Regions from separate parts of the Homo sapiens genome. Here all the other regions are linked to region 2. Evidence: chromatin contacts called from ENCODE Hi-C or POLR2A ChIA-PET data. All regions are on one chromosome and are shown on one strand. The core of a region is the stretch at or near the end of the contact, and the rest is flanking DNA. Distances in the headings are between cores, read along the strand shown. Region 1 holds the start of FOXCUT (FOXC1 upstream transcript). Region 2 holds the start of FOXQ1 (forkhead box Q1). Region 3 overlaps GMDS (GDP-mannose 4,6-dehydratase).

Region 1 (3,595 bases), core at 640-3,139, 290 kb before region 2:
TTCTTATTTCATTTTTGTTGTTAGTGGTGTTATTTGAACATTAAGACGCAGGCATGAAGTCTTTTGGGGAACAGGTTAAAGCTTTTATTTTCAGGTTACAGTTTTTGATGCCCCTTTCTGCTACTCCACGGGGTACTTCAATCATCCGCTTCCGCACATCTCTTGACTCATTTGGCAGAAGAGCCCCCACGGGAACCCTTCGGCTTCTTTTCTGACACCTCACGTACTTGCAGCCTGAAGGCCCCGCAGGCGACAGCGGTAATGGATGTTTGGTGGAACCCTCCCTGGGCCCACACTCCGCCCCTCCCCAGCAGGCCGGGCAACAATTCCCAGGGCCCACCGAGGGGTGCTTAGCTCGGAGGAGGGGGAGTGACGTCACAGCGATGTTCAAAACAAGGCCTCCCCTGGCCCCACCATAGAAAAGCACCAGGAAGGGGAATGTGGCGAGCACTCCAGGAAATGCTCGGATTGGGGACCAGGTGACACTGTAGGAATGTGTGTGCTGGGGGATGGGATGGTGTCCTAAATATGGGTCACCAGGAGCCAGAAGGAGCTCTCTTTTTTCTTTTTCTTTTTCAAGTAAAGCAGAGGAGGTGGAGATTGGGATGGGGGCAGTCCGGAAAAATCACTCCCTAGGGGTGTGAGCTTAGCTCGTGTTGTGCGGATTGTCCCCGTCACAGCCCAATCACCTCTGTGGTGTGCCTAGACGCCCTCTCCCTTACCTCCCCGCTTTCTGGCTTCTCCATCCTCTGGGCTCTGGGTTCAGCCCTGAAAGCCGAACTGTGGGCTGCAGTGGGGAGGCGAGGGCAGGTAGAAACCAGCTTCAGGGGGGGCTCCACCTGGCCCAGGAGCTGGGGGACAACAGAAAAGGCAGGCTTAGGGCATGAGGGAAGGCGCTTCTCCTGCTGCACTGGGGCAGTGATTCCTGGGGGCTCTGCACACACAGGAGGGAGGCTGCAAGTCCACAGCTGCTTTAGCATCTTTCCCTTTGCTGGGGCAGACAGAGTGGAAGATTAAGGCAATTAACCCCAGAGGGCCACTAGAAAACTGTCCACTAGGCTGCCATCACAGACCACTGGAGCAAGGTCCGCTTGGGGATGTCTTTGAGCTTTTTAGATTACTTAGATAATTGTCTTAGTTCTCCATTCGGCCTCCTTTGCTTAGACCAGAATCCCAGGGGTAGGGGAGGATATCCTTGCATCAATGCCCGGCATTCGTTTTCAAACCACCAGGCCGGCAGGCAACGTTAGTCATCGGTGCGACTTTTCAGCGGAGGAAGGAGTGGGGACCGAACATCTGGGTGGCCGCGACCTTGGGCAGATACTCCTTAGCTGGGGGATTTTCAAGTAGAGGATTTGTCAGCACAGTCCCTCCAATTCAGCCCCGTCCTTAGTAGAAAAATTTCTACAATAAACGAAAAGAGCGTTTGGTTTTCGATTGTTTTAAAGACAAAGTGATCCATATTGCCTGTCTACATGGTTGGATTAATCCGATAGTTGCCCTCCTGGGGGCAGACCTCCACGGGAAGTTTGTGTGATGGGATAATTTAATGTCATCTAAGTCCCCTGGAGGGGCGGTTCCCCTAACTACTCACCCAGGAGAAAGCCAGCCAACACCTACCTGATCGTTCCCGCCTCGGGATGGCCCACCTATCGCCCCTTGGCAGGAAAGCCCCCGCCTCGAAGGGCGTTTCGGGGGCTCAGAGCCGAGCTAAGCTGCAAGAGGGGGCCATGGGGAATGCGGGAAGTGAATCTTTAACTTTGGTGCCCGGCTTCAAAAGACTCAGGGCTTCTTGTGTTCAGGCAGAGGTAAATGGAGATTCAAACTGTCGTCTTGCATTAACAATCCGGAATAAAAATAAAATTCGTAAAGGGATAGATGATCGGAAAGAACAAATGGTGCATGTGTGCGCGAACGAGCCCCAGTTTCTCTCCATCCAGGTCCCCAGCGGACTCAGAGCGGCCGCCGCACTCCACGGCCTGGGAGGACAGAGGCCCCGCAGCCTCCCAACCTCGGCTCATGTGGGGGGCGCGCCGCGCAGGGTGGGCGAGTCCCCAGGCCCCAGAGTCTGCCGGAGCCAGGGTGCGCGGTGCGGCGGGAGCCGGCCGTCGGAGGACTGCAGGGCGAAAGCGCCTTCCTGGGGCTGGAGCAGAAGGCGTGTGCCCCTGCACGGACGCGCCTTGGCTGTGGGTGTGGGAAGAAAGGCTTTGCCCCGTGAGACAGACCCACAGACAGCCCCGGAGCCGCCGGCGGGGTGAGGTGGGCTGCAACCTTGCAGGTGGCTGGCTGTTCCCAGGTCTCCGGCCCGGCGCCGCAGCGGACCCAGGCGCCGGGGCCGCAGCCAGCCTTCCTTCCGAGTGCTCCCTTCGCGGAACCCTGCGCCCTGGGACCTTCCTTCCGACGTCCCTCACCCCGGCCGGGGAGTGGCACCAACGCGGACGCACCGCCGGGCCTCCTGCGGGTAAGGCGCGGTCGGCCCCCAGCTCTGAGCCTTCTGGGCAGGAGCCCCGGGGGCCTGGGCCGGGGCCGGTGTTTGCACCTCTCAGGACAGGGACAAGGCCGACACCCGGCTCGGTGCAGCCGGCCTCCCCCGAGGACCTGAGGGCCGACGCCTCCGGGAACCGCTGGTCCTCGCGAGTGGGTCGGCGCCTGGCAGCGCGCGCCGGTGACCTGGTGGTCCGTCTGCTCCCAGGCCGCCCCTCACAGGCTTCCCGCCGCTTCCCCGCGAGCGTCAGCAGAAAAAGGGACGATGTGGAAGCCCGGAGGCCCCTTGGCCGACCCAGGCTGGGGCTCTCAGGCTGGGGGCACCTCACCCCGGCAGGTCCCGCGCCTCGGGAACCCGGGGCCAGGCAGCCGTCCTGGGCGCCCGCACCGCGCACTGCGCGTGCTACGAGCGCCCCCTGCCGTCGGAGGCGTTGTCTCCGCGGCGCCTCTGCCCGCGCCGGGCTCCAAGGGCCGGCTCCGCCTGTCCCCGCACAGCGTCCCCTGGGAACCGGGTCTCCAGAGAAGGAGGCCTGGGGAAGACCGCGCCGCCCGCGTGGGACCCCGCAGGGCCTGGCACCTGGTTTTCTAGGCTGCAACTCTCATCCCTCAGGGTCCGGGCGGGAACAGCCCCATCGGGGAGACCCTCTCAGACTTCCAGGCACAGACCACGGACGCTTTTGTTCCTGGAGTGGAGGGAGGTGACCCGAGACTGGGGCTTTCAGCCACCGCTACGCATTCCTTCCAGGCGGCCCTTTTAATTGACGTACACGTTACAGAAAAAGCAAGGCCGCTCCATCCAGTGAATTACATTGTGGGAGATGCCAAGGAATGTATTTACTGGCAGCCAGGTTTGCCAATAAAAGTTGCAAATAAAGACTGCTGGTTTCCAGGAAAATGTACTTCTGTTTTTTAAACACTCCTTAGTCTTAATTACCAAAAACTGAGCCTCCAAAGAACCGGTTTCGAGAACAGGACCAGTGAGTGGCGGTGCTGGCGAGGCCTCACACCCCCACGTGCAATCACACACCCCGATGTCGCCTATGGGAACAAGGACCATGCACACCTATGGCTTTGCCCACAGAGAGGCTCGCCCGTATTTACATACGCAGCA
Region 2 (3,407 bases), core at 505-3,004:
GCAGGGCTGCGGGCAGCCGCAGGGGGCAGTACAGGTGCGCGCCGCCGGCCGCCGGGCCTCGGAGTGGCTTGGCGGGGGCCGCCGCCGGGAGAGGTGCAAGCAGGAGGGGCGGCGCGGTCGGTGGCACCTCGGCCTCGCGCGCGCCCAGCCGCGCCGGCTCGCCCGCGCCGTACGCGCAGAGCGGCAGCAGGGCCCTGCAGGGCGCCGCGGGGAGGAGCGCGGGGAACGCGGGCAGCGGCGGGCAGGGCGCGGCGCCCCACTGAAGCGTCGTCCCGGGGGCCGTGTCCCTGAGGCGGCGGCTGCGGAAGGGCTTGCGCAGGATGCTGTCGATGGCGAAGGAGCTGGAGAACTTGCCCGCGGGGCTGGCGCGCTCCTCCTGGCGGGCGGGCGAGCGCATGCGGGGCGAGGCCGGGGCGGCGGGCGCGGGCGGCGGGGCGGCGGGGAGGCCCGGGGCCTCCTCGGGCCGCAGCCCGGGCGCGGGGACCGGCGCGCGGTGGCTGAGGCGCTTGCGGCGGCGGCGGAAGACCCCGTCGGCGAAGGTGTACTCGCTGTTGGGGTTGAGCATCCAGTAGTTGTCCTTGCCCCAGGGCCGCGAGGGGTCGCGCAGCACCTTGACGAAGCAGTCGTTGAGCGAAAGGTTGTGGCGCACGGAGTTGCGCCAGCCCGTGTAGCTGCCGCGGAAAAAGGGGAACTTGCCCATGAGGTACTCGTTGATCTCCGCCAGCGTCAAGCGCCCGCCCGCCGAGTCGCGGATGGCCATGGCGATGAGCGCGATGTACGAGTAGGGGGGCTTGGGCCGCCGCGTATATGGCTTGCTGCGTGCACCCTCGCCGCTCCCCGCGCCGCCCGCGCCTGGCCCCGCCGCCCCGGCCTCCGCGCCCTCCGCCACCACCGCTGCAGCAGCTGCTGCCGGGATCGCCTCCTCCGCGCCCGGCCCGCCTCCCGCACTCTGTTCGCCGTCGCCCTGCGTATCTCTGGCGCCGCCGCCCGCGGCCGGGCTGTTGGCCGCGCAGTCCCCATCTGAGCCCAGGGAGTCGTCTCCCGCCGCCGACAGCGGGGACGGCGCGTCGCTGCCGCCCGCGCCCTCCAGGTCACTGCCCTGCTTGTCCCCGTGGGCCGCGCGAGGGACGAACACCTCCAACTTCATGCCCGCGCACCCAGTCCCTCCCCGGCGTCGTACCCTCTTCCTTCGCGCAGCCTAGAGAAGCTGGTGCCAGGGAAGGGGATGGCGATCCGGGGCCGGGGATCTTCGCCTTTTTCTCCCGGGAGCTCTACCCTGGTCTTCCGAGATAGTCACTTTTCCGGAGTCCTCTTCCGCTGGGCTTTTTCTCTGGAGGGGCTGCAAGTGTTGGGTGGACTATGGGGCGGAGAGGGAGGAGTTGGGTGGGTGTCGCCTTCGGTTCGACGTTGAGACTTTGGGGTGAGTGTGTGCAGGGGCCGCGGTTCCACCCTCGGGTGCCCGAGCACGCCGGGCTTAGAAGGCTTTCCTGCCGGAGAGAAGCAGCATGCGCATCTGCTGCTCGTTAAAGAGCCCAGGAGGGGTTCTTCACTGGCGGTCCCAGGTCCCGCGCGGGCGTCTTCGGGGCACGGAAATGGTGCCGGATGATGTGCGTGCCACCGTGGGGGAAGGTCCGGCGCCTTCAGCCTTGAGCACCCGCGGAGGCGAGTCCCCGAGGCCGCTGCGCCCGCAGCCGCCTTCCCGCTCCCAGCCTCCGGGGCAGCATCTCCCCGCTGGCCTGCCGCGGCTGCGTCTCGCCTCCACCTTCGGGCCGGCCCAATATAACCCTGCGGCGGCTCCGCGGGGGCGGGGCCTGAGCGCGGACGGCAAGGGGTGGGGGAACGAGGTGGCCGAGGTGGTGGCGGCTCCCCAGTTCCCCAGCTCCCCAACGGGCGCGCACCAGGCGGAGGCCACACTGCAGCGCGGCGGCAAAGTCGCTGGCGCAGGTTGTTTGTTTTGGGTCGGCCGGCCCCGCCTTCCTCCTCCCGCCAATGGGGAGCGCGCGCGCCGCTGTGGGTTTGCGCGTGTCTGTGAGTGTGCGTGTGTGCGCGCGCGGGGCCGCTCCGCCAGCCGGCTCCTCCGTTCAGGTGTGGGCCCCAGCCCCGGGCAGCCCGCGAGGGCTCCCTGCGCCCTGGAGTTCGGGGACGCAGTTTAGGCGAGTGCGCCTGGTTGGGGGGACACGCCACAGTTCCCCTAGGGGGACACCTGAAGGGACTGGGTCTAGGGGAGCAGGGACTTTGCTCGGGCCTAAGCTGCACGCGGCGTATGTGCTTCTGTAGTAGTGAAAACGATGCTGCTTACGAAAGCAAACCCCTGTCGTCACTGCAGAGGTGCTGAACAGAAATTGCGCAGGACACTTGCAGTGACCTCTTTCGGGAGCCTTGTGCTGTGCCCCTTCCTATGAGCTCCTTTCAAGGACCATCTTGTCTTTTCCTCTTGTTTTAATGAATGCACTCCTGGGCTTGAAATTGTATGCGCCTTTTTGGATGACCTTTACTCTTGCTCACTAAATGGGCTCCGACTTTCACTTTTCTTTGTCTTACTTTACCTTTTTCTTTACCTGGCTGGTGACTCCTGCGGGAGGACAGCAGCGTCCTCCTCTTCCCCTGGGGCGGCTGTGTCTGGCGCAGGGTGCTGGGCTGTGCCTGCACTTGTGTCCCTGCGGAAGCCTCAGATGCCGCCGAGCTCCGCCGCTTGGTTCCCGGGATCTGACAGTCAACAGGAACGACGGAGAGGGCGTGTTCCCGGGGGCGGGGGCAAGAACAAACCGGTTCACGGCCATTTCTTTCCAATATTCCTTTGGGACTTTTGCTGTGACCTCACTGGCACCAGTGTCGGACAATCTCGAAAGGGGGGACCGTTCCTCACCCCAGGGCGCCCGGGGCGTGATCCCCACGCGGCGTCATTAGTCCAGGGAGCGGGCGCCTCGGCCCCGGGAAGGTGCACTTCCAGCCCGCTGCCCTGCCACGCCGAGTTTCCTCCTTTTTCCTGCCTTTGTTGCACAAAAAGCGACGGAGCCGCTAGTAGGTGGGAGCTCACCTTTGATGTTTATTTTATTACTTTCCACCATTTGTGTTGAAAACGTACACAATCCTCTCTTATCTTTATTCAGGGAGTTTTGAAGCCATTCACAATGGGGCGGGCAACATGACAGCCCCAGCCACAGCTCTGTTATTTTTGTATTTGGGGAAGGATCGCGTTCGGAGATTAGACTGACTTTATTAAGTATGCGCCTCGGGAGCCAGGTGGGGAATGGCTGCTTTTTGGGAGATGAGCCTTTCTGGAGGGGTCTGCTCAGCTCTAGCCTTGGAGTTGATGGTTCACTAGACCTGGAGAGGGAAGTGGGATGAGACAAATATGTATATCTATATATATATAGCGAGGTAAAGAGGCTTGGATTTGGCCAGGG
Region 3 (3,713 bases), core at 973-3,472, 310 kb before region 2:
CTGCCCAGTCCAGATGTCAGCCTAGGAACAGCTGGCATAGAGAGCCAATGTTTTGTTCTGAGGGGACCTCATCCTTTTTCTTCCCAAGGTCTCTTGGTCTAATTAAATTTCAGGGAGACAGAGCCTTGGCAGAAGGTTAAAGGAAGCAGCTAGACTGCAGTATTGGAGCTAGGCTCAAAACTAAATTGAGAAGTTTAACTGGGTGCGTCTCTGGTTTCAATGAAATACTTTTACAGTGTATGGTAGCAAGGTCTGTTTCTAAGCCTTTGAAAAACATTTTTCTTTTTCCTTAATTGTAGTTCCCTGGTTGTTTTTATATTGTGAGCTACTTGTAGAAAACTACAGGAAACATAATTACAATACAAAGCTCCATTTCCCAAGCCTACCAAGATTATTTGAAGCCAAACTGGGTTTTAGGGTTTTGCTGACTATGAGTTCACAGCCATGAAATGCATCCTATGTCGTGCTGGTTGATTTACAGCCAGTGTGATGTGATTAAACAATAACCATGTTTCTCCACACCGTCTAGCCGCTATAGGATTGAGAGAGGGGAGGGATGGGCTGCATGACTCCACATTGCACAGCTTCCTCTGGGGAAAAAGAATGAGTATCTTTGTGTGACGCTTATAGCAAAATAGAAGCCTGTAGAAATATATACAAGTTTATTTAGGGAGGGGAAAGAAAAATAAATTACTTCGTTTTTCTGCTTATATTGCTATTTCCTTGTAGCGCTATGTTAAATTGCTAATTACTACTTTTTGTATTCTACTTTTCCTGAAGAATCTGTATATGGACTTTTAGGGCCAGCAGAAATAACTTGTTTTAGTACTATTAACACTCTGGGGAGGAAACTGGTACTTCAGTGTATTGCGAAATGCAAAGCGTTTGAAAAAGTAGTGATGGATGATGAGAACGACAGCGAGAGTCGCTGCGTGTACTGCTGCAGCCCCATTGCAAGCCCACGGTGCAGACATTCAGCAGGATCCAGACAGCCTCTGCTCTAGAAGGCTCAGCAGAGAAGGTGAGCTCCAAACCCAGGGCAAAGCAGGTCCCACCCCTGCCCTCTCGACCATCATGAATCTAGAACAAATTCCCCACCTGCCAAGTTTCAGGGAAGTCTGAAGAAAATAAGCAGGAAAGGCTTTCAGTGGCAGCTTGACTGGCTGTTACTTTCACACGATGAAACTCCTTTTAGGCTGTTCTTTAATTTGTATGTAGCTGAAATAGAATGATCGAGTATTTCTCACCTTTAAAGATCGGCTATTTTCGTACGGCCTTTGCGTTCGGTTTATTTCGAGGAATCACATCTGATGTGTTATTTGACGAGTACATTTGTGTATGCAAAAGCTAAATATTTATCTCACTTCTAGCAATTATGTATCTCAAAGTCTTTTTTCTTTCTTCCCTCCTTTCTTTCCTCCCTTTCTCCTTTCCTCCTTTCTTCCTTCTTTCCTATTTTGTAATTCATCTTGAAATTCTCATCTCAACCTTCATGTCAGTCAGTCTTCACAGAGCTGTAAGAAAGACATTGGTGAGTAGGGGCTGAGAGCAGGATTAAGTTCTTCTCCGCTGGTTTTCTTTTAGCCAGCCTTCCTTCCAGGGAAGCCTCTTAAGTCGATGGAGATGAAATGCCCTTGTTTCCTCGAGTGGAGCAGTTGGGGAAAGCGGGAGGAGGAAGGCACTGCCAGAGGGGACGGTGGCGGGCAGTGCGGGGTCCTGCAGAGCTGCTGGCTGCAGCTCCGCTCGTGGAAGTACAAGTGGGTCGAGATCGGCATTTTCTTAGGAACAGAATCGAACCGAGTAGAATAGGGGTAGAATAGAATAGACCGTCTACAGCGTTCCTGGACGCTAAGCCTAAGAATTGCTTCGTGAAACTCCAGTTTCGTTTTATGAACGCGTGTGTGCGGGAGGCGACGTGAACTGACTTGACTGTGGGTACGAAAAGCCCAAAGCCACCGCCCAGGAAGAACCGCGCTTGGCTGCGGCCCGGGAAGAAACATCCACGGCCGCGTTAGAAAGAGGGTCGCACGCTGCCGCCGAGGTAGAGGGGTCCCCGAGTCCTGGGGCCTCGCGCCCCACAGCCCGAGTCCCTTCCCCGCGGGGCTGGTGGCTTTGGGTAGGACGCGCGCTTGGCGCGGCCAGCCCTGCGGCAGGAGCTGAGCGGCGCAGGGACACGGGCAGCTGGGAGGGGCGCCTGGTGATTTACTCACTTCCCTCCTAGCCAGAGAAGTGCAGCAATTCCAAACAGTTCTCATAGGAGCGTCCCTGACAACTTCATGTTATAAAAAAAAAAAAAAAAAAAAAAAAAAAGCATTAAGAGCCCAAGGGACGCCTTGGGGAGAAGAGGTGTGGAGGTAGCTGGGGGTGGATCGCGGTCACGGTCCTCACGGGTCCGCACAGCACATTCTTAACCGCGACCTAGTGATTTACGGCGCCGAGAGCCGCAACTGAACGCGCACAGCAGGGACCGAAAGCAGGGAAACCCGGAGCCTTGTGCGCCCAGAGGGAGCGGAACGGTGGGAGTTCCCGGGGCTCGGGACCTGCTGCCCCCACCCCCACGACCCACGCCTGCTTCGTCTCCCCCTCTTCTTCCCTAGGACTTTCTGCAGGGCGACTGCACCAAAGCGAAACAGAAGCTGAACTGGAAGCCCCGGGTCGCTTTCGATGTGAGTATCTCTTAGGGCGCACGCCGCCCGCTGCGGGGCCCCGGGCTGCAGGGCGGCAGCTCTCAGGGTCGGGCGCCTGAGGCGCCTGCGATGCCCAAAGCCCGGAAGGCGGGGTGCGGGAGAAGTGAGGGGAGCTGGAACGAGGGACGCGGAGGCCTCTCTGGGGCCGACACCCGGGGTGGGGTGTCACCAGGAGAGAGTGGCAGAAGCTCCTCCCTCACGCCCACCCCTGTGTTGCAGGAGCTGGTGAGGGAGATGGTGCACGCCGACGTGGAGCTCATGAGGACAAACCCCAATGCCTGAGCAGCGCCTCGGAGCCCGGCCCGCCCTCCGGCTACAATCCCCGCAGAGTCTCCGGTGCAGACGCGCTGCGGGGATGGGGAGCGGCGTGCCAATCTGCGGGTCCCCTGCGGCCCCTGCTGCCGCTGCGCTGTCCCGGCCGCAAGAGCGGGGCCGCCCCGCCGAGGTTTGTAGCAGCCGGGATGTGACCCTCCAGGGTTTGGGTCGCTTTGCGTTTGTCGAAGCCTCCTCTGAATGGCTTTGTGAAATCAAGATGTTTTAATCACATTCACTTTACTTGAAATTATGTTGTTACACAACAAATTGTGGGGCCTTCAAATTGTTTTTCTCTTTTCATATTAAAAATGGTCTTTCTGTGAACTAGCATTCACAGGGTCAGTGTGGATGTTTTCTCCCAAGTTATGAACACGGCTATAGGGGTCCCCAAACAACCCCACAATCCAGGCCTTGGAATGAGATCGCTGTGGTCAGGCCTTGCCCTGTTTTGAGAAAGCCCTTGGTGGGAGGACTCCTGCAAGGCTAAGGGGGGCGGGGGTGCTCCGGCGAGCCTCCTCCTTAGTCTTTGCCTGGGACATTTCTTTCCCCCTCCTGGTGACAAGTCACTCTGGAAACCTAGTTCCTGCAGAAGGGAGGAATTCACACCCTGGCTGGTCTCTGCTGACTATAATTAGAACCCAAGGGCTCTCACCCATCTGAAAAAGAAGTCTTGAGAAATAGAGGGGGGTCAGAAGAAGAAACTTGAAGGTA

The links. Hi-C counts contacts between places; a loop is a spot of excess contacts on that map. ChIA-PET counts read pairs that join two places held with the same protein, here RNA polymerase II (POLR2A). Pooled maps may share reads with other maps.
Region 1: a pooled map shows a loop between it and region 2 (7-fold over the local background). The contact joins the promoter of FOXCUT here to the promoter of FOXQ1 in region 2. A Hi-C loop is called at or near these places in 1 of 168 maps with a recorded cell type or tissue (naive thymus-derived CD4-positive, alpha-beta T cell), 3 of 37 single-sample maps with no recorded cell type and 10 of 50 pooled maps. POLR2A ChIA-PET finds 5 or more read pairs at or near these places in 1 of 52 experiments (PC-3).
Region 3: a pooled map shows a loop between it and region 2 (7-fold over the local background). The contact joins the enhancer-like site here to the promoter of FOXQ1 in region 2. A Hi-C loop is called at or near these places in 1 of 168 maps with a recorded cell type or tissue (naive thymus-derived CD4-positive, alpha-beta T cell), 1 of 37 single-sample maps with no recorded cell type and 7 of 50 pooled maps. POLR2A ChIA-PET finds 5 or more read pairs at or near these places in 1 of 52 experiments (PC-3).

What each region holds. Positions count from the first base shown.
Region 1 is chr6:1,603,825-1,607,419 of GRCh38, reverse strand. It overlaps FOXCUT (FOXC1 upstream transcript), which reads right to left and starts at 1,889. Exons shown (of 2, transcript NR_125804.1): 1 at 1,621-1,889; 2 at 62-1,404. RefSeq lists enhancers at 328-828, 829-1,329 and silencers at 2,631-2,700, 2,751-3,170.
Region 2 is chr6:1,310,445-1,313,851 of GRCh38, reverse strand. FOXQ1 (forkhead box Q1) reads right to left here and starts at 1,754. Exons shown (of 1, transcript NM_033260.4): 1 at 1-1,754. The coding sequence starts at 1,147. RefSeq lists an enhancer at 584-1,300.
Region 3 is chr6:1,623,425-1,627,137 of GRCh38, reverse strand. It overlaps GMDS (GDP-mannose 4,6-dehydratase), which reads left to right. Exons shown (of 11, transcript NM_001500.4): 10 at 2,598-2,666; 11 at 2,907-3,332. The coding sequence ends at 2,969. Among named protein-coding and RNA genes, the nearest start is that of FOXC1, 15 kb to the right of the region's middle. RefSeq lists an enhancer at 2,541-2,650. Within about 2 kb of position 2,222, at least 7 of the 41 ENCODE cell types and tissues checked have a DNase peak (open chromatin) inside an H3K27ac peak, as active enhancers do.